Regions from separate parts of the Homo sapiens genome. Here all the other regions are linked to region 3. Evidence: chromatin loops called from intact Hi-C (ENCODE). Cell type or tissue: CD4-positive, alpha-beta T cell. All regions are shown on one strand. Region 1 overlaps LINC01844 (long intergenic non-protein coding RNA 1844). Region 2 holds the start of LOC124901096 (a long non-coding RNA gene). Region 3 holds the start of ARHGAP26-AS1 (ARHGAP26 antisense RNA 1). Region 4 has its middle 27 kb from the start of FGF1.

The links. Peaks named below come from ENCODE experiments on the same cell type or tissue, not always from the same donor. Only the 100,000 strongest peaks of a DNase experiment are listed, where the experiment ranks them.
Region 1: it touches region 3 in a loop (6-fold over the local background); 38 of 110 quality-filtered maps call a loop at or near these places.
Region 2: it touches region 3 in a loop (2.4-fold over the local background); 3 of 110 quality-filtered maps call a loop at or near these places.
Region 4: it touches region 3 in a loop (6-fold over the local background); 44 of 110 quality-filtered maps call a loop at or near these places.

What each region holds. Positions count from the first base shown.
Region 1 is chr5:142,745,888-142,750,887 of GRCh38, forward strand. The region is part of intron 1 of LINC01844 (long intergenic non-protein coding RNA 1844); the gene reads left to right. Among named protein-coding and RNA genes, the nearest start is that of LINC01844, 2.8 kb to the left of the region's middle. In CD4-positive, alpha-beta T cell, a CTCF peak has its summit at 2,862; DNase peaks (open chromatin) are centred at 2,874 and 3,634.
Region 2 is chr5:142,162,558-142,167,557 of GRCh38, forward strand. The region is part of intron 2 of LOC107986455 (a long non-coding RNA gene); the gene reads right to left. LOC124901096 (a long non-coding RNA gene) reads left to right here and starts at 1,017. Exons shown (of 2, transcript XR_007058978.1): 1 at 1,017-1,406; 2 at 1,684-5,000. In CD4-positive, alpha-beta T cell, no CTCF peak of the experiment used is centred here; no DNase peak of the experiment used is centred here.
Region 3 is chr5:142,864,746-142,869,745 of GRCh38, forward strand. The region is part of intron 1 of ARHGAP26 (Rho GTPase activating protein 26); the gene reads left to right. ARHGAP26-AS1 (ARHGAP26 antisense RNA 1) reads right to left here and starts at 4,165. Exons shown (of 6, transcript NR_046680.1): 1 at 4,055-4,165; 2 at 3,112-3,344; 3 at 2,065-2,140. RefSeq lists a silencer at 2,279-2,573. In CD4-positive, alpha-beta T cell, CTCF peaks have their summits at 2,419 (motif pointing left) and 2,631; a DNase peak (open chromatin) is centred at 2,466.
Region 4 is chr5:142,710,316-142,715,315 of GRCh38, forward strand. No RefSeq gene overlaps it. Among named protein-coding and RNA genes, the nearest start is that of FGF1, 27 kb to the left of the region's middle. RefSeq lists a silencer at 2,887-3,086. In CD4-positive, alpha-beta T cell, CTCF peaks have their summits at 3,026, 3,225 (motif pointing left) and 3,431; DNase peaks (open chromatin) are centred at 2,986 and 3,226; H3K4me3 peaks cover 679 bases.

The DNA.
Region 1 (5,000 bases), 120 kb before region 3:
CAAAGAGAAGGGGGACACAGAAAGTTGTATTCTGATACTTATAAACTACTGCCCATATTCCAATAGCTCAAACAGATCCTTAGCCACACCTAACATTAGGAAAGAGTTCTCTCGTCAGTGTTAGAATTTTTCTAATTCAAATGGATCTACCTGTGGTCAGTGGGATCTAACTGACATCTTGAACCTTTGAAATTATCTGGCTTGAAGCTGTCGAGTACTGACCAGTGATCTAGTGAAAACAAGACAGGATGGGGATTTTAAAATGCCTGCTAAGAATCTCTTTTAAGAAAAGAGTGATATTTCATCTGCTCACTATGTTCAAAATTAAACCTGTTTCATGCTTTATATTTAAGTCTTAAAATAGATACAGAAAGTTTGGACAATAGAACAGTCAAGATGCAATAGCAATGCTGATTTTTAAAATAAATGGTTAAAATAATCTTTGTAAGAATAATAGAATTACAGTGTTTTGAATTTTTCCAAGGCAGAGATCAGGACAGATGTTTCATTTGTATGCCTGTATCACTTCATTGCCTTAGTTCAGATTAATTTTGCTTATAATTTGGAAGTTGATAAACTAATCCACTTAGTTGAAGGTTGACTTCAGATCACAACTGCCAGTTAAAACACCATGAACACACTGGACTTTTCAACTGTTTTGAATGAAATGTGCAAGTGAAGCCAGCAGAAATATCACTGTAAGTCACTATTTACTGACTGCCTCGCATGTGCCTGACACTGGTTTAAGCACATTAAACACATTATCATTTACCATCTTCCCAGCAAGAGACAAGGCTGCTAAGGCTTTGAGAGCTACCATGTTCTGTTCAAGGTCACGTGGCTGATACATGTCAAAGCCAAAGCCTAATCTCAGGTTTATCTGAATCCAAAGGTCAAATTGGATTAATTCACTGCTATTGAACTGAATAGCAGTGACTTAATGAGACTGACTCCACTGAGGGAACCTCACAGATTTGGAGGAAGATTTTGACTGTATATGTGCTTATTTGACTGTTTTCCATTCGAGGAACTGAGACACGAAAAGAGTTCACTCAAGGATAAGTTGTGAGTCTTATGTCAACCAGAAATTATCTCTAGTTATTATTTCTGAAAGTGATAAAATAACATTATGTTCCAAGTCCTTGATGGAGAGCTTGATCCCTGGATTTGAGCTCTTTGAGAGCTTACTGGCCCTGGGAAAAGTATAACTGGTACTTGAGCCTTTTAGCTTATACTTCTCAGTCAGATTTTTTGAAACTTCTGTTCCTCATAAACTCAAGCCAAAGCATGACTATGCATAGAACATGCAACAGCTCTTCAGGAAGGGAAATTGCTGCCCAGGATTCCAAATTTGAAATCATGCAATGCTATTTAAAGGCTTGGCCAAACTTCAAAGTTGGTTGAATTCACTAGGGGTAACCTGGAATTTCTGTTTCCCAGAAAGGGATTTCTTGACATTTTCTCCTAACCTTGTGATGGTCCCTTATTCTGAGGACCCTATAGGATATTCACTGATTCTATAAGCATTTTTTGAGAACCTCCTCTGTGCTAGGCATGTGCTGGTAATATTGTGGTAGACAGAACATAGTGTTTGCCCTTAAGGAGCTTATAGTCTAGTCAGGAATATAGAACATGACATGGGCAATGAGTTCAGTTGTCTTTTTTTTTTTGAGCTACAATGCCACATTTAATATTCTTTCCAGTGATGCCTTGGACTAAGCAGGTACTTTCAATTTAAGGCAATGGGTCACAGTGTAAGGAAGACTTGGGGACAGATAGGGACACACAGGTAAGTGATTGGTCATGTTGCACATTAGCCCTATTACTTAACCTCACTGAGCTTCAAGTTTCCCCTCTGTAAAATGGGAATAATAATACTGGCTTTGAAGGGCACTGTAAGGATTAAATGAGGTAATACGTGTCAAACATCTATCATCGTGCCTGGTTCACAGCAAGTGCTCATAACTGTTAACACAGCCAATAAAGGTGAGAAATAGTGAGGATGTCAGTAACAATAAGAAAGAGTAAAAACTGTAACAATGAGATGGGGGTAGAAATAAAATATAGGCTGATGAGAGAAAAGGGTTCAATCACTGAAGCTATTTTCTCTGCAAGTCACCCCTTAAAATGTGTATTCGGATGCAATTTCCAGCCTTTAAAAAAATACATAAAGAGTCAACTTTTTATTAAATTTGTATGTAAAGGGCAGATATAGCTGAATGGGAGCTGGTTTAAACTGAGCCCAAACTTTTTTCCTTTTTCTTTTTTCTCTTGTCCTTTCCTTCCCTGGGTCCAGAACAATAAGCTTTGTTTAGAGGAAGAGTATTTACCCAAGGCCTGTTTCCACTTAAGATATTTCAGCAGGACAGTGAATAACCTCTTACACTATTGAGAAATTTTCACTGTCTGGAATTACTGGAACAAAGATGTCATTATTAAAACAAACTTTTGACCTTCTATAGAACGGTCACTTTAGCTACAAGAGAATCATTCACAATGGCTTTATAAGAATGGAAGCTATGACATCATTATTATATACAACACTCTATCAAAGATCTTGATTGTGAGAATCAGTTAGAATTCTTTGGTGGCAAGCAACAGAACTAACTCTGGCTCACTTAGGCAAAAGAAACAATTTATTCCAAGGCTATCAGGGTTGCTTACAGATCTGAGGGAAAGGCTGAAAAACCAGGTTTCTGAGAGCACAAGAACCAGGGCAACAGCTTAGGAAGCAGAAACTAACAGATTTTTGGGGTCACCCGTACCAGATGAATCAACTTCATTTATTTTGTCTCTGCTTCAGCTCTCTCAGTATTTAATTTCCTGGGAGAGAAAATCTGGTTGGCCAAACTTGGGTCTTGGGCCCAGGGGGCAGCCAGAGGGCAGCAGAGCACCTTGATTGACAGTCCTACAAAGCCTTCCTCCAGTCAGTGAGGGGCAGGTAGTTCCTTGAGGAAACTGAGGCTTGGCCACCCAAAGTGGGACTAGATCATGGGAAGATATCAATACTTTCATACTACGCAAGCTTCTAGGGCAGAGATATCATGGAGGAATCATCACTTTACTTAAAGGGACAACTGAGGAACTGAATTAAAGTAGTTTGCCCAGGAGCCACAGGTAGTGGCAGAAAGGAAATGTTCTGACTCCTACCAGCCAAATGGGAATTTCCCTTATTCCATCCAGTTGGCTAAAGCAGTGGTTCAGAGACTTGGCAGTGCATCAGAATTACCTGTGGAGCTTGCTAAAAATAGAGAAGCTAGGTTTGGCATAGGGCTGGGGCATCTGTATTTTTAATAAGCTTCTTGTGTGATTCTGCTTACAACCAACTTGGAGGCCCACTACATCATCAAATTTCCATAGGATCTGATATAGGAAAAGAACATTGCAGAAATAAAAATGGGATAAGGTATGATACAGTTTGAATATTTGTCCCCACCAAATCTCATGTTGAAATGTGATCCCCCAATGTTGGAAGTAGGGCCTAGTGGGAAGTGTTTGGGTCACAGAGGCAAATCTCTCATGAATGGCTTGGTGCCCTCCTTGCCATAATGAGTGAGTTCTTACTCTATTAGTTCATGCGAGAGCTGGTTGTTTAAAAAGCCTGGCGCCTCTCCTCCATCTCGCCTGCTTCCTCTCTCACCATATGACTCATCTTCTCTCCTTTCACCTTCCTCCATGAGTAAAAGCTTCCTAAAGTCCTGACCAGAAACAAATGCTGGTGCCATGCTTTTTGTACAGCCTGCAGAACCATGAGCCAAATATACTTTTCTTTATAAAGTACCCAGTCTTGGGTATTCCTTTATAGCAATGCAAAATGGATGAATTTAGTAATTTTAGGGGAAAGGTTTGGGTTTGTTGACAACATTTTTTGAGGTCCAATTTGTGTTAGCTGATTTCATGGTTTGAGGTTTGAGGGAATGTGAGGACAGGGAGAGGTCTTTCCCTATTTGTGACAAGCCTGCACCAAGTGGATCAGGCAGGTTAGGCTGTTTCCTAGAAAGCATCTACCGTTGAGCATACTAAGCATTGAGCATATTAAGCATTGAGCAAGGAGCAAGGCTGGGACCCCTCTTGGGTAGTCCTGACTATCTACAGTATTAAAGGGGGAGGATCAGATTATACGGGTAGTGTACCCAAGTGCCAAGATCTAGAATACAAAAAAGGGTTGGGAAATAGGCCTGAGCTGGCACAAACAGGAAAAGATCTGTTACCTTTATCTTGTTTCCTCACAGCTGATGAAGACAGGCTAATGCTAAGTCTCTTAACCAACCTGGAGGATGGAGAAGATGGGAGAGTGCTATTCTTCTTCTAGGAAGCTGCATTCCTCAACTCTTTACCTGGGTACTCCTATCCACCCTTCAGGTCCTTGTTTAAATATTACCTCCTCAGAGAGGCCTTCCTAACACCCTCTTCCCCCAGCTCAATCTAAACTAGGGTCCTTGCTGTTCTTTCTGTGGTCATCTGGTCTTTCCCAGAGCCAGATTCATGGACATGCAATATGTACAGTCATTCTGCACTTAGAAGGACTCCATGCTTGGTTTAATGCTCTGCTGTCACCATCCTGAAGTTCTTAATACTTTTTGAACCAGGGGTCCTCCATTTTCATTTTTCACTGGGTTCTGCAGATTATATAGCTGGTCCTGTTCTTTCCCTTTCTTGAACTTAGCACCTTTAATTGCTATTAATTTAGGTGTTAATAGTCCTAACATCTAGCTCCATGCCTCCCACTGTCATACAGGCTTGATAAACGTTGCTTAACCTTTTCAAATTATGGTTATTTGACTACTTTTGATTTACAAAAAAGCATATTCATATGATTAAACCTAAACTATTCTGGATGAATGAATAGATGAATGAATGAATGATGGAAGGAAGAAAGATACTTTGGACAAGTGCATTGTTGACCCAATATCCGCTCACCTACTTCCTTTCTAATAGAACTTAATTATGATCAGGTGTCCATCCCTTCCCCAGTGACTCAGGGGAGGTGACCCAATTCC
Region 2 (5,000 bases), 700 kb before region 3:
TTACAGACATGAACAAATACTAAAACAATATATAAATAAATTTACTCAGAGTATTTGGGATCTCAGATTTTGTTTTACAAAAAGGGTTCTGCAGCTGAAAAAAAAATGGCTTGAAAACCACTGCCCTAAGTAAACACTCATCTCTTACTTTGCCTAAAACTGTTAGACCGTTATACATTTTTTTTCCTCCGTCAATCTTACAGGGGTTTCAAAATGCCCTGATTTTGCAAAACTTATGAGCACATCTAAAAAGTCACTTTCTAAGCCTACTATCTCCAAAAATCAACTGTTTGTTCTTTTTCAGACTTGTTTTTGTGAATTTATTATTTTTACATAGGTAGTACTAGCATACTGGCACAGCCCAGTGAGATGAGGTCTCTTAAGCCATTCTGTTTATATCAGATGTTAAATTTTTTAAATAGTCTTTGCTGCAGTGTAGATTATCTTGTCTTTTTCTGCTTTTCAGCTCGTTCTGACAAATGCCCCATGATGTTTTTGTTTTTGTTTTTTGAGACTGAGTTTCACTCTTGTTGCCCAGGCTGGAATGCAATGGTGCCTTCTCGGCTCACTGCAACCTCCACTTCCCTGGTTCAAGTGATTCTTCTGCCTCAGTCTCCCGTGTAGCTGGGATTATAGGCGCCCGTCACCACACTCGGCTAATTTTTATATGTTTAGTAGAGACGGAGCTTCACCATTTTGGCCAGGTTGGTCTCGAACTCCTGACCTCAAGCGATCCGCCCTCCTCGGCCTCCCCAAGTGCTGGGATTACAGGTGTGAGCCACCACAACTGGCCTCGATGATTTTTTTTTTTTTTTTTTTTGAGAAGGAGTTTCGCTCTGTCGTCCAGGCTGGAGTGCAGTGGCGCAATCTCGGCTCACTGCAAGCTCCGCCTCCCGAGTTCACGCCATTCTCCTGCCTCAGCCTCCTGAGTAGCTGGGACTACAGGCGCCCGCTACCACACTCGGCTAATTTTTTGTATTTTTAGTAGAGACGGGGTTTCACCGTGGTCTCAATCTCCTGACCTCGTGATCCGCCCGCCTCGGCGTCCCAAAGTGCTAGGATTACAGGCTTGAGCCACCGCGCCCAGCCGATGATGGTGTTTTTAAAGCCAACTTCTAATACCTCTTTTTTCCATTGCTTCATTGCCAAGAGGAATAATTAGACTGTTGCAACAATTATGACAAAGGCGTCCTATACCCTTGGTCTTCTTTCATCCATAGGGCATCCAGAAGAGACCTGGTTTCTCTGTTGATTGGAAGTTCACATCAAATTCCTTGACCCTGGGATTAAACCTACAGTAAACATGTGTATTTTTGTGTTGCAGATGCGTATCATAGATGGATAGTAATGAATACCATTTATTGAGCATTTATCATGTGCGAAGTACTCTGCTTTCTTCTTCACAGGTAGATTTAATCATCTCCCCAACCCTTTGAGGTAGGGAATACTGTGATCCTTGTTGTATATTTTTAAAAAAATGGAGACTCATGTTAACTGACTTGCCCCTTACCGTCCTTAAGTGGGGAGGCTGGGATTAATTTGGTTTGTGTTGTTAGAGCATGAACTCTTTAACAACAATAGAACACTCATCATCTTTCCTGTGTGTGCACCTGCTTCCATTTCTTTTTATTCTCCTGTCCCTTCTTGATCTACACTTTAACACATTCCTTTCTCTTCCCACAGGATTCCCTTTATTGAAGGTGGGAATGAGGGGGATTCTGGACTGCAGGCACAGGACATCTGCCCTCCCACAGCAGCCTGAGATGTTTTCTTCTTTGTGCATGTTCCCCATGAAGTGGGCTCATACCCCTCCATCAGTGTGCCTCCCCACCTCACCTGGAGCGTGGCTTCAGTGCCCCCACCGCCACCCCCAGCTTGTACTGCAGGGTTTTTTTTTATCCTTTCTCTAAGCCAGTGAGATAGGCACAGCTGATAGTATGAACCTTTCTAGCTAAGAGTCAGATCAAGTGCTGGACAGAGACATGACAAGTTCTCTCAATTAAGCAAAATGGTATCTCGAGACAGGATTTCAATTCTAATTTCATATTAATAGCTTACATTTATTCAACATTTATTGTGTTCAAGTGCTGCTACAGTCCTTTTCACGCAGAATCTTTTAACCCTCCAGAATTGAACAGCAACAGCGCTATTATCCCTATTTTACACTAAAGGAGCTGGCTCCCAGAGAGGTCAGGTCACCCGGTGGACGGAGCAAGAATCCAAATCAAGGCATTCTTGACCACTAACCAATACTTCTCCCCCTACCATCATCCCTGCCCCCACCCCTTTTTATTTTACAAAGTTAACCCGTGTTTATTATGGAACATCTTAACTCTGATTTTTAGAAATCTGCCTTCTGTCAATAGCGCAAAATAGAGTGTTTCATTAGCCTCTTAAAATGCCAGCAATTGTAATGTATACAGATGTGAACCTTCATGGGAAGAGCGTGTCTTTATGTTAGAGAAGAGTGAGTAAAGCTGCCCAGTTGAGGTCATATATATTGACTTATCTGCAGGAAATATTCATTTAGATTTGAGAAGTTATGATTGTTATCAGTCTCATCCTTTAAATTTAACTTTTATTTTTTATACTCAATATTTAGATCAAAATCTGTTGCAAATCTGAAAGGAAGCTATAATCATTTACTGTTATCAATATACCTTTCTAGTAGCCTTATACATAAATGCTCGAATCTAGTCCTTCTCACACTTTAATATGCCTACAAACTACCTGGGAAGCTTAATAAAATGCAGGTAATAGTTTAGGAGGTCTAGGCTGGGGCTTGTGATTCTGCATTTGTAAAAACTTCCCAGGTGATGACCAAACTGCCTGGCCAGAATCAAATTTTCATGAGCAAGTCTCTAATCCACATTAATATTCAAGAAAAAAAAATTAAATTCAAAAGTACAACTTTACAGCCTGGGCCTGATGGCTCACATCTGTAATCCCAGCACTTTGGGAGGCCGAGGTGGGCAGATCACCTGAGGTCAGGAGTTCGAAACCAGCCCGGCCAACATGGTGAAACCCCATCTCTACTAAAAATACAAAAATTAGTTGGGCATGGTGGCACACGTTTGTAGTCCCAGCTACTTGGGAAGCTCAGGCAGGAGAAACTTGAACCCAGGAGGTAGAGTTCGCAGTGAGTAGAGATCACACTGCTGCACTCCAAAGTGAGACTCCATCTCAAAAAAAAAAAAAAAAAAGTAGAACTTTACAAACACTACAGTGCATTTTCTAGAAAATTTTTTCTAGGCCGGGCGCGGTGGCTCACGCCTGTAATCCCAGCACTTTGGGAGGCAGAGGTGGGTGGATCACGAGGTCAGGAGATCAAGACCATCCTGGCTAACACGGTGAAACCCCGTCTCTACTAAAAATACAAAAAAAATTAGCCGGGCGTAGTGGCGGGAGCCTGTAGTCCCAGCTACTCAGGATGCTGAAGCAGAAGAATGGCCTGAACCCGGCAGGCAGAGCTTGCAGTGAGCCGAGATTGTGCCACTGCACTCCAGCCTGGGCGACAGAGCCAGACTCCGACTCAAAAAAAAAAAAAAAAGAAAAAGAAAAATTTTTCTAAATCTCCATTGTTAAGAGATCACTGTGAGGTAGGGTAGGGAGTGTGGGGAAAGATTGGGGCCCCCAGGTTTGAAGATCAGCTTGGTCTTGCCTGTGTGCATGTATCTGATAAAATGCAGGAAAAGTTTGTCTCTTCCCCACCCTCACTTCCACCCACTGTGAGGCTTGCTCATGTCCAGATTGGGCTCAGGATGGCAGTTGTGGATGCTCAGAGCACAAAAGGCTTCTTGTTTGCCCAAGGGCCTATCAGTGTTTAAATAGAACTGGCGGAAGCACAAGCACACCGTATCAGCAGCTTATCAGGGACCATGGTTTTCCACGTACATTTGCTAGGCACTTCAGTTTACCCAACTCCATCAGCACTGAGTTAAATTGCAAGGTTGGGCTGTACTACGCTGAGCCAGGGCAGGGAGAACAAGCCAGTTACTGGGGATGAGGGTGTCGGGGGGGCCCTCAAGACCTTATTTGCATTCTGCCCACATAGAGAATAAAGCTGTGATAGCCTGTGTACTAAGAGGCACCCAAAGAGAACCAGTCAGTCTTAGGAATGCACCCGGAAGGTGGGATGAGTCCAGGCCTCCCTATGGTGGAAGTAGTTGGAGATACCTCTTGTTACCCTGGTTTTCCATCTTAGTTTACCAGGTGTATAGTCAGTGCGGGTTATGGTTAAAGGAGGTGTCAATTGGGGGCCTGTTAATGTCTTAAAATTGTATGCAATTTTGGGGTTTGCAAATGCGTCTGCGTGCATATTTCTCTGGCAGCTGACCTATGAATCAAAGGACTAAATGTTCTTGTACTATTCGGGCTGCATCTTCTTTGAGGGTAATCTTCAGGGCAGATACATGGGTAGCCTACTTTAGAAATGAGGCCTTTGCAATTATAATCACTCCTACTTTCTAAGCACTTGCTATATGCCAGGTGCTGTGCTAAATGCTTTATAAATGTTATCACATTTAATTCTCAGAAAATCTTATGAGATAGGAATTTTTATTTCTAAAAGAGTTATAATTTGCCCATGATCACAGAGCTAAGTAAATGATAGAGCTATGATCGGAACTTCAACTTTCTGATTCCATGTCTGTTAGCACTGTGGAAGGCTGTCTTTGGCATTTTAATATACTTATCAAGTGTTTCATATACATTGGTTAATTTGTCCAACTGCCACAGAGTGGGATGGGTGGCTCTTTTTCCTAAACTGTAGCCATCTTTTCCCCAAAGTGTAGCCTTCATGAATTTTGCCCTATTTATATATCACCTATGCTATTAAGTTACCTACCATTTAAAATTTTTAATTAAATGTGTTATTTCTTACCCTCATTCCTAAATAATAGCCATGGAAAAACCATTGATGTGCTAATTTTTTTCTTGAATCCACACTAAAATAACTACATAACCATTAAAATGAAAAATGCATTAGCCAGGTGTGGTGG
Region 3 (5,000 bases):
GTCTTTCCTATTTTGAATTCCCACAACAGCCCTGTGAGGTACATACTGTCCTCACAGTTACATACATGCTTGGAAAGGTTGGGTAATTTGCCAAAGGCCACACAGCTGGGAAGTGAGAGACCGGGATTTAAGCTGATGTTTGCGCAGCCAATGCGCGTCATACGCCTCTGAATTACCTTCCCCTTGCCCCGTGTGTGTGTGATATTTGTACTTGAGCTGCCTGGAATTACCCTCTCTTTTTTGTTCCCTCACTTGATTAGTCCCTCTCAAAATGGGTTTCTTTGTTTTCATTAAGAAATGTCCACAGTCTTCCTTGAGGGAGTTTTTCCTGTGGTGACCTTCTGCTGTCTTATCATGTCTTGGGGCAGCATGTGAATGCAGTTGTTCTAAATACAGTACCTCAGTTCTCTGTGCCAGGGCTGAGCTGGGGCTGGGCTCTTTAGGGGTTGAGTTTTCATCGGAGATCCAATGCTGACTAACTCACTTGACACAGCGGTCATTGATCCAGTAAATGTTTATTAAGCACCTACTATGTGACTTGCACTGTCATTAAGCCAGTCCTTAATTTCTTCATCTAGAAGAGGTCAGGTGCTTTCACTTAACTCTCAATGTTCTTATGAGGAAAAGCCAATACAGCACTTTGGAAATACATATGTATTTGTATACATTATTTGCATACAGTTATGTATAAGTCGTAGTGGGCCCAGAACTTGGAGTTTTCAACACGGAGAAGTTTTTTTTTTTTTTTTTTTTTTTGAATCCCTTATAACTCTTTCCTTATCTCCTGGCTGACCAATGGTCTGTGCACAAATGTCCAAGTTGAGAGGTGTTGCCTGTCATTTAGTTACCTACAGGGAGAATGCCCCTTGGCTGTGGTTGCACATTCTCATAGTGAAGCTTGCTGGAGGAGTTACAGTAGGTGTCTCCAACAAAGTTCTGGGCCAGCTCCTTAGTAAAAGGCTTAATTGTTGTTTAAGTTGATCTTGTTGCTCCTCTGTATAACAATCCAGTTCCCATTTCTTTAAGGGAGTAAGTTCAAATTCCTTAGCTTGGCATACAGGTCCTTCCATGGTTTGATTCTAACCGGTCTTCCCACTCTGACCTCCTGTCCATCTAGTTAAACTTGCTGCTTTTTCTGGGTAGGTTCTGCATTTCGCATCTCCTTGCTCCATGTTTCCACTTCTATAGCATCTTCCCATGACTGCTTCCGCTTCCCTTTTCTACATATCCAAATAGGACTGAACTTTAAGGTTCAGCTCAAACGCTACTCCCTGTTCTTTTTCTTTTTTCTTTTTTTTTTTTTGGAAGCCCCCTCCAATGGCCCTAGCCGGAATAATATCCCACTTGCATTTCTGTAGCCATTTTTGTCTACTCTCTGATTGCCCTAGCACAGTCTACCTTAATTTTGTAGTTTTGCACACACAGATTAGGCCCTTCTAAAAATTGTATTCCCCTTAAGGCACGGAATGTATACATACCATCTTTTCATTTCTTTGAATACATTGATACCAGATTCTCAAATATTTGAGTAAATGAGGCAATATAGTGTAGTAGTTAAGAGTTTTGGAGTCAGAGAGACCAAGTTTCTTACATTACCACTCATTCCCTGCATGATCTTGGGCACGTTATTTAACCTCTCTGAGCCTCAGTTTCCCATCTGCAAAATGGAGGTAATAATATCTACTCAACAGAATGGTTGTGAGGATGGAGGGATTTAAAGTACTTGGTAGGTACAGTATTCAGTAAGTTAATGTATATAATATATTCATAGTTATTTGGATGTAGATTAAGGTGAGTTTGGGTAGCCCAAATTATTTTTAAGGGGTATTTCATCTAAATAGAATTAGAAACCTCATTTTGGAAAGAGGAGCACGTCTTTATTCTACTTGATTTCATTTTAAAAATCAACTCTGAAAATTTCATTAGCCTTAGTGCTCTGGTTGGAAAAACAAATTTTCCAGAATCAGTGCTGGTGATGGCCTCATTTAGGAAATGCTGTTTTAGGGAAATGGCCTCAGGAAAAGCACGCAGATGTATGATCAGAATGCATGTTATGTAACGTACCGTGGCTGATGTGGTCGGTGGGCACATCATCCGCCTGGGGGAGATAAGAGGTTTTCTGAATCTGCTCCAGCCAGATCTGAAAGAATGTGAGAGACACTGTGGTGGTGACTTCATCCCTATACCCCTCCCACTCCATGTCTCAGGCTTGACTTGCTGTATGAGAGCACAGGCCCTCCGAATGTGTTAGAGCACTTCTTCCAATGTGGAAGCCAGGGCCCCTCTCTCAGTTGCTGAGTGTCCACTGGACATTTCTAGGTGGTTATTTGTTCCTCAGTGGGACAGGATCTGTTCTCAGCACTGCCTTTAAGGCTGGCCCTGTCATTTCTCCTTGAGTCTTAGCTGTTGTTTAAATTAGCTGCTTGGTCAAGGTGTTCTCTGATATAGTTGATTGCCACCTAGTGGCCACAGGTAAGACCGTGTGTCACGGAAACGAGAAAAATGCTATGGAGAATTTTGTTTCATTCTAAGATTTGCACAGGGTGTGTGTGTGTGTGTGTGTGTGTGTGTGTGTGTGTGTGTTTTGTTTGTTTTTGCTAGTACAATGCCAGGAGTCTGGGCTGCAGAATGGTATTTACAAGGGACTGTAACTTGCTTTTCTTATAATGAAGCACATCGAACTAGGTTTAAACTGCTACATACAGACTTGGGGAAATGGGGAGTCGTTGGAAATGCCTCTCTCCAAGCACAGTTTCTGATTGGATATGTTCTCAGTTTTCCCAGATACGGGGAGAAAGAAAAGAGCGATCTCTGGGGACTCTTCCTTAAACCATTTTAACTGCAACCTGGGGCTTGTGCTGGGGCTAAGAGAGGACAGTTGGTTGTGGCCAGCAGTTGGGTTGTATGTAGCTCATTTCTCCAGCTTCCTTGGTATAGGTGAGGTTTTATTTTATGCTCCTGCTGGTGGTAGCTCTCCCTCCAGCTCTGTGGGACTCTTCCTCAATGGACAACATGAAGGGAGGTGGTCACATGCTAATAGGAAGCACATTCCCACATATATATCAGGCTCTAGCCAGACTTACATAAGTTGGAGAGTTTGTCCTAACTTACCTGCTTTTTTTTTCACATGTCAAACATTGAGTTGGGAGGTTCACCTCTGATGAAGGCTAATGGACTTATGGAGTGCCCAACTTCCTCTCTCTTTGTTCTTTCTGCAATACCTGCTCTCAGTCAAGCAGTAGAGTGTTGGGCTTTGGGGATAGAGTGGTGAGCATGAAGGGATATGATCCTCATCCTTATAGAATGTACTAGTTGGGGAGGCATTACTTGAAGAGAAGAATTACCTGAACAAATATAAAATTGCTCTGAAGAAAAGATCTATAGTATAGTACTCAGAGAGTGAGAAATAGGGTTGGGTTTGGCCTGATTAGAGAAGTCAGGGAAGGCTTCCTGGAGGAAAGAACTTTTGGGCCAAGGGCTGCAGGCAGAGGTGGCATGTGGTGGCAGGTAGGAGTTGGGCATGCCCCGGGAACTGGCAGAGGCTGGAGCAGCTGGAGCCCAGAGAGGGGTGTGGGGAGGCCAGACCCTGCAGGGCCTCTCAGGCCTTGGGAGGGACTTTCGTCTTCACCTCCAGAGCTCTGGGAAGCCATCACAGGGCTCACTGCTGGTATTGACACAACTGGGTGGAGAACTGATTTGACGGACAAAAGTGGATGTGGGGAGGCCAGAGAGGAGCAGTTGCAGTTATCTGGGCAAATGGAGGTGTTTTGTTTAGGGGTTGCTGATAGTGATGGGAAGGAGTGGGCAGAATTGAGATGTGCTTAGGAGACTTGGGAATGGACATGGCACATGAGGGAGCCTGCTGTGTGAGAGGATGACATGTACTGGTGACTTGTGCGGCAGGGTGAATGGTGGTGCCCTTCGTTACACTGGGGATGCAGGAAGAGGCCCTCGGCTGGCTCTCTGGGGAGAGGGTGGCAGAGGGTGTTTGAGTAGAGAGAGTTTTGTTTTGAGTGTGTTGAGTTTGACCTAGGAATGGGGGTGTGGGCTAAACCTGAAGTCTCTCTGGGGCTCGTGTCCATCCATGTCTCAGCTGTCTGTCATGGGTCCTCTCTGGAGACTCTCAGGTATTCCACCTGTAAGCCAGCTTGTGTTTCCTTGCCCGCTCACATCGTACAACAGGTTTGGAGGGACACTGTGTCCAGCCCTGTCCGAGGCACTCTTTGTGCATTGTGACATGAAGCCATTCATGACTAGTTCCAGAATTATTCCAAATACAAGGTGATGAGGCACAGAGAGTAACTGGCGTCCAGGAAAGGAAGAGATTAACAAGGCCCGGGGACTTTGGTATTCTTGAACTTTAGGCAGCCATGAGGCCAATCCTGTTGCAAGTTCTAACCTCAATGATGGCCTTTCTGAGCTGTAATCACTTTCTTTTCTTTTCTTTTTCTTTTTCTTTTTTCTTTTTTTTTTTTTTTTGAGACAGCGTCTCACACTGTCGCCTAGGCTGGAGTGCAATGGTGCAACCTCGGCTCACTGCAGCCTCAGCCTCCCGGGTTCACGCGATTCTCCTGCCTCAGCCTCCCTGAGTAGCTGGGATTACAGGTGCACACCAGTACACCCGGCTATTTTATTTTATTTTTTTTTGTATTTTTAGTAGAGATGAGGTTTCACTATGTTGGCCAGACTGGTCTCGAACTCCTGACCTCATGATCCACCCGCCTTGGCCTCCCGGAACTGTAATCACTTTCTAAGTCCAAAGGGAAAGATGTGACTGAGCAGCAAAACATTTCAAGGGTAGTTAATACACAATTTTGGTAACTTTGGAGGTCACAAAGGCAATAGATGCACTGAAAATACAGTAGTAAGGTTACCTGAGTCCATGTTTGTGTGTGCACATGTATGTTAAGTTTTACCCAAGGAGAAAAAGGAAATGGCTTGACTTGTGGTATTACTGGTACAACTTGTATAAAATTAAGGTAGATTCTAATTTTTAAAAA
Region 4 (5,000 bases), 150 kb before region 3:
TCTCCAAGGTCCACCTGCAAATGCAGGCAGTGGGCCAGGTATACATGCATACATATGCCTTATGTGAGGGGTGGGCACTGAGGTTAACTAGAAAGCATGAGCCTATTTTTGCCTTGTGGTAATAAGGGCCTCATATTGCCAAATTTTTCCATTTTTTTCAAAAGAAGTAGGAAAGGAAATGCAGGCTTTTAAAATGTGAAATCCCAATTTTCAATTGTTGGTTCAAAAAAAACTTAAATCTCAACTAGCCAAATAAAATGCATCTGGGGTCCACACCCAGCTACCCTATAGGATACTAATTTAAAATATCTGGACTATAGTCTATATTGATGAGAGAAGTGGGGTGAAACTTGGCATTCCCTTGCCATTAACTTCTAGCCTCCCAGTAGTCCAGGCTGCCTTGAATAAACACCAGACCATCATACAAAACAGAGTTTTTATCTTATTTATTTATTTATGAGTTGGGTGTCTTGCTGCATTACTCAGGATGGAGTGCAGTGGCACAATCATAGTTCACTGAGGCCACGAACTGCTGTGCTCAAGTGATCCTCTCACCTCAGCCTCCTGAGTAGCTGGGACTACAGGTGTATGCCACCACATAAGGCTAATTTTAATTTGTTTTTGAGAGACAGAGTCTTGCTATGTTGCCCAGGCTGGTCTTAAACTCCTGGCCTCAAGCAATCTTTCCACCTTGGCCTCTGAAAGTACTAGGATTATAGAAGTGAGCCGCTATGCTTGACCAAAACACAGTTTTTAAATCAATTTATGTCTTTACTGAAATCTCTTAAAGATGCCAAAGGGTGGGGTTTGGGTTCCATTCATAACACCAACATTTCTGAAGAATCCTCTTCTCTTGTCTCTTTCTCAAGTCCTCCTCATGACATCTGTGTTAGTCCGTTCTCACACTGCTATGAAGGACTGCCTGAGACTGGGTAATTTATAAAAGAAAGAGGTTTTAATTGACTCACAGTTCCACAGGGGTGGGAAGGCCTCAGGCGGAAGGGGAAGCAACCACATCCTTCTTCACATAGCGGCAGGAAGGAGAAGTGCCAAGCAAAGGGGAAAAGCCTTTCATAAACCCATCAGGTCTCATGAGAACTCAAGAAGAGCATGGGGATATGTGGAGGAAAAGTTAAATCTTAAATTTGAACTCAATTGAATGTGGACACAAACAATGGTCACCAAGTCCCAGAACAGGTTGCATGAGCCCCTTGAGGCGTTCATCCAGACGGTTTTGGAGAAATCTGTTCCTGTATGTTAGTTATTGAAAAACAACAAACAATCATAAAAACAAGTTGACCTTTTTGTGTTCCTTGAGTCCAGTCATGAAGGGCCCTCGTGACTGGGCCTCATGCCAAATAAGTCGTTACAAAAAGAACTAGGGTCCCATACCACGCCAAAGCTTCATGAGACCTCTCCTCATCTGTGCATGGATGAGCGGTCAACTCTGGAGCCCAGGCTGTTGCTTCCCTGTCTGGTGATGAATCCTCTATAGTCTGGTAAGTGTAGTGGCCGACTCTGGAGCCCAGGCTGTTGCTTCTGGTCTGGTGATGAATCCTCCATCGTCTGGTGAGTGTGTGTGTATATATATATAGTCTATATTGATGGGAGAAGTGGGGTGAAAGTTGGCATGCCCTTGCCATTAACTTCTAGCCTCCCAGTAGTCCAGGCTATATATATATATCTTCTCCCTTTTCCCCTTCCCATTGCAATTTGCTTGTATCATTTGCTTATTATATCTGCATTGCCATTTACATGGGATAAAGGTTGTTTACCCTTGAAGGTATTGCATGTGTGTCTTTTCTTTTCCCTTTGTGCATCTCCCTCATAGAAAAGAGTAACCGCCCCCATGATTCAATTGCCTACCACTGGGTCCCTCCCACAACACGTGGGGATTATAGGAACTACAATTCAAGATGAGATTTGGGTGGGGACACAGCCAAACCATATCAACAGCCCAGCAGCTACTTCAGTCCTCCTTAATTTATCTCTTGAATTCTCCCAAACCCAGCTCATCCCTGGCTTGTTTCTCTTATTCTTTCTCTCGCCTTCTGATCCATTCTGCTTTCGTTAGTATGTAACTCCCTGCCTTCTCTTAGGTAGACCCATCAACCCATCCTACCCATGGTACTGCACAATTCAGAATCCTTTCCCAAATTTTCCCTTATTATGCACAAGAAATACTCCAGGGCCAGGTGCAATGGCTCACGCCTGTAATCCCAGAACTTTGGAAGGCTGAGGCAGGAGGATCGCTTGAGCCCAAGAGTTCAAGGCTGTAGTTAGTGATGTTGGTGCCACTGCACTCCAGCCTAGGCAACACAACAAGACACTATCTCAATTAAAAGAAAAAAAAAGAAAAAAGAAAAAGAAATACTCCAGAACTTGGCTAGTGAAGACTAATTCCTCCTTCACAGGAAGGAAGTGGGGGCAGGGGAAAATGATGCTGTAAATACTCTAAAATATGTATTTTTTCCTGTCCCATCAGCTATGCCATCTGGGATGGGGTGACGCCTGGATGAGATGTCATTTTAAAGGACATTTCTGGGACATGCTGGCATCAAGGCAAGTTTTCAGGTGGCTGCCATTTCCTTGTCATTTACCTTCTATGGACAGGACAGAGTCTCCACCCAAACCACCACCCTCCCACAAAAGCGGGAAGGAGAAGCCAGAAGGGAGAGAAATCAGACTTTTCCTGATTTGTCTAATAATAGAAAGTTGGCAGAGCACGTCACAGAATAGAAAGTATTTGATAAAAACAGCATCTGTTCAGCTTGGGACTCGAGCCGGAGCTGCATGGAAATTTAATTTATTCCTTCCTCGAGTATTCCCATTAGAGTATCACAATTCTGTCTTTCTCATTAATGAGAGAAGTTGAAAACGTTGCTTCCTGTGACCAAAATGGCTTTCTTTCCCACGGGCTGATGGCAGAGGAGGCGACAGCGCAGCTGAGCGAGCGGCCAGCAGGGGGCGCGGCCCTGCCGTCCTCACACCCACCCCGGACACGGAGACGCGGGGCGAGCGGGGCGCCCCTTACACAGCCTGCGAGGGGAGACCCAGGAGGTTTTCCAAACAAGAGGCTTTGCTGACTCTAGGGGCCTAAGAATAACCACTGTGTAGTATCCTGACTGCCGGCGGCCTCAGTAAAAGTGGTAGACAGAGGCTTCCCTGTCGCTCAAGGAGCTCCCAGGGCTTTCTAGGCTTCCCGTTCTCCTCCTGTTTCCCAGGACCCACCAGAGTGCCCCCTGCAGGTCAGGACGGGAACCGACACCTGGCCTTTGTCAAAACGCATTCCAGCGCCCAGTGAATTACTGTCCTCACGCCTGTCACCTCTCCATCTCCGGCTCCTCGCTGCTCTGGCTCCTTAAAGTCCTGCTCTGGGCAAAGTGGCCTTAACAGGAAATCAAAGCTGAGTCAAACTAATAATAGTTTGGCTATTGATCAGGCAGCCCCTTTAAATCACCCGGTGTTTTGTTTAATTGCAGAAAAATACACATAACATAAAATTTTCCATTTTAAATGTACAGTTAGTTTAGTGGTGTTAAGTGCATTCACATTCTTGTGCAACCATCCCCACCATCCATTTCCGGGGCTCTTTTCATCCTCCCAGGCTTAAACTCCACACTCATTAGACAAAAACTCCCCATTCCTCTTCCCCCAGACCTGGAAGCCACCATTCTGCTTTCTGCCTCTGAATTTGACTACTCTATGTACCTCTTATAAATGGGATCATATTGTATTTGTCCTTCTGTGGCTGGCTTGGTTCACTTAGCATAGTGTCCTCAAGGTTTACCCATGTTGTAGTGTGTGTCAGAATTGCCTTCCTTTTAGGGGTGAATAATATTCCACTGTATGTATATACCACATTTTATTTGTCCATTCATCTGTCAATGGCCACCAGGATTGCTTTCACCTTTTTGGCCATTGTGAATAATGTTGCAATGAGCATGGGTGTCCTTTTCGAGATTGTTTTGACCTGTTGGTATTTTAACAGGACTCTTTAGGAAGGTAATCCCAATGGAATAGTTCAAGGTCCGAAGAAAGCTGATGGGAACTATTTTAGGAAGAAACAGATTTAATGTCCCTTGCACCAAACCATATCACCTACATAGGGGGCTGCCCTAGGATATATGTTCTGATATCATGCATTTTGTATTTCCTCACTGAAAAGGATAAGAAGTTGTGCCCAGTGGAGGGAAAATGTTTCTGACTCAAACAACTTCCAAGCCACTTGGCTCTCGGAATCTTTGATAGCCGTAGATTGTTAGGCAGTGACAGTGGGAAGCCAGAGAGTGATGCAGACACGAGCAGGCTTTGGTGTCAGACCCGGCGAACATTTCTCCTGACATGAGCTTCAAATATCTTCATGAGCGGATTCTTTGGGGGTCCTTGCTGATTCAGCTTCTATCCGCCCCTCTATGCTTTCCTGTGCCTTCAGCTCTTAGTTTTTCCCCCATCAGCATTGCAATATGCTCAAGAAGTTAACAAAACAAATTAACACAGAGAAAGCACAACCCTCCCTTAAGCCCTGCCTCCCTTCAGTTCCCATCCTTCCTGTCTCTCTCCTGCTGTGGCCTGTAGCCTGTCTTCTTGAAGGAATCATTTTCACTTGCCACTTCCATATCCCCACTCCCATTCACTCTTGAACCCGGTGCTCTCCTGGCACTGGATTCTGAGGGTTTCTGATGTGACATCTTGGTTCAAGCTTCTGATGGGAAGTCAGCCCCCTGTTCAAGTCAAAAGCCCTGCATCCTGAGAAGTCCTGGCACCTTGCTTCAGAGACAGTTCCTAGAATACCAGAAGATATATATATATATGTGTATATATATGTGTATATATATACACACACACACATATATATGTATACATATATGTGTATACATATATGTGTATACATATATACACATATATATGTGTGTGTGTGTATATATATATATACACATAAATATATACATATATATATACACACACACACACATATATATACTTCCTCATCAAAAGAA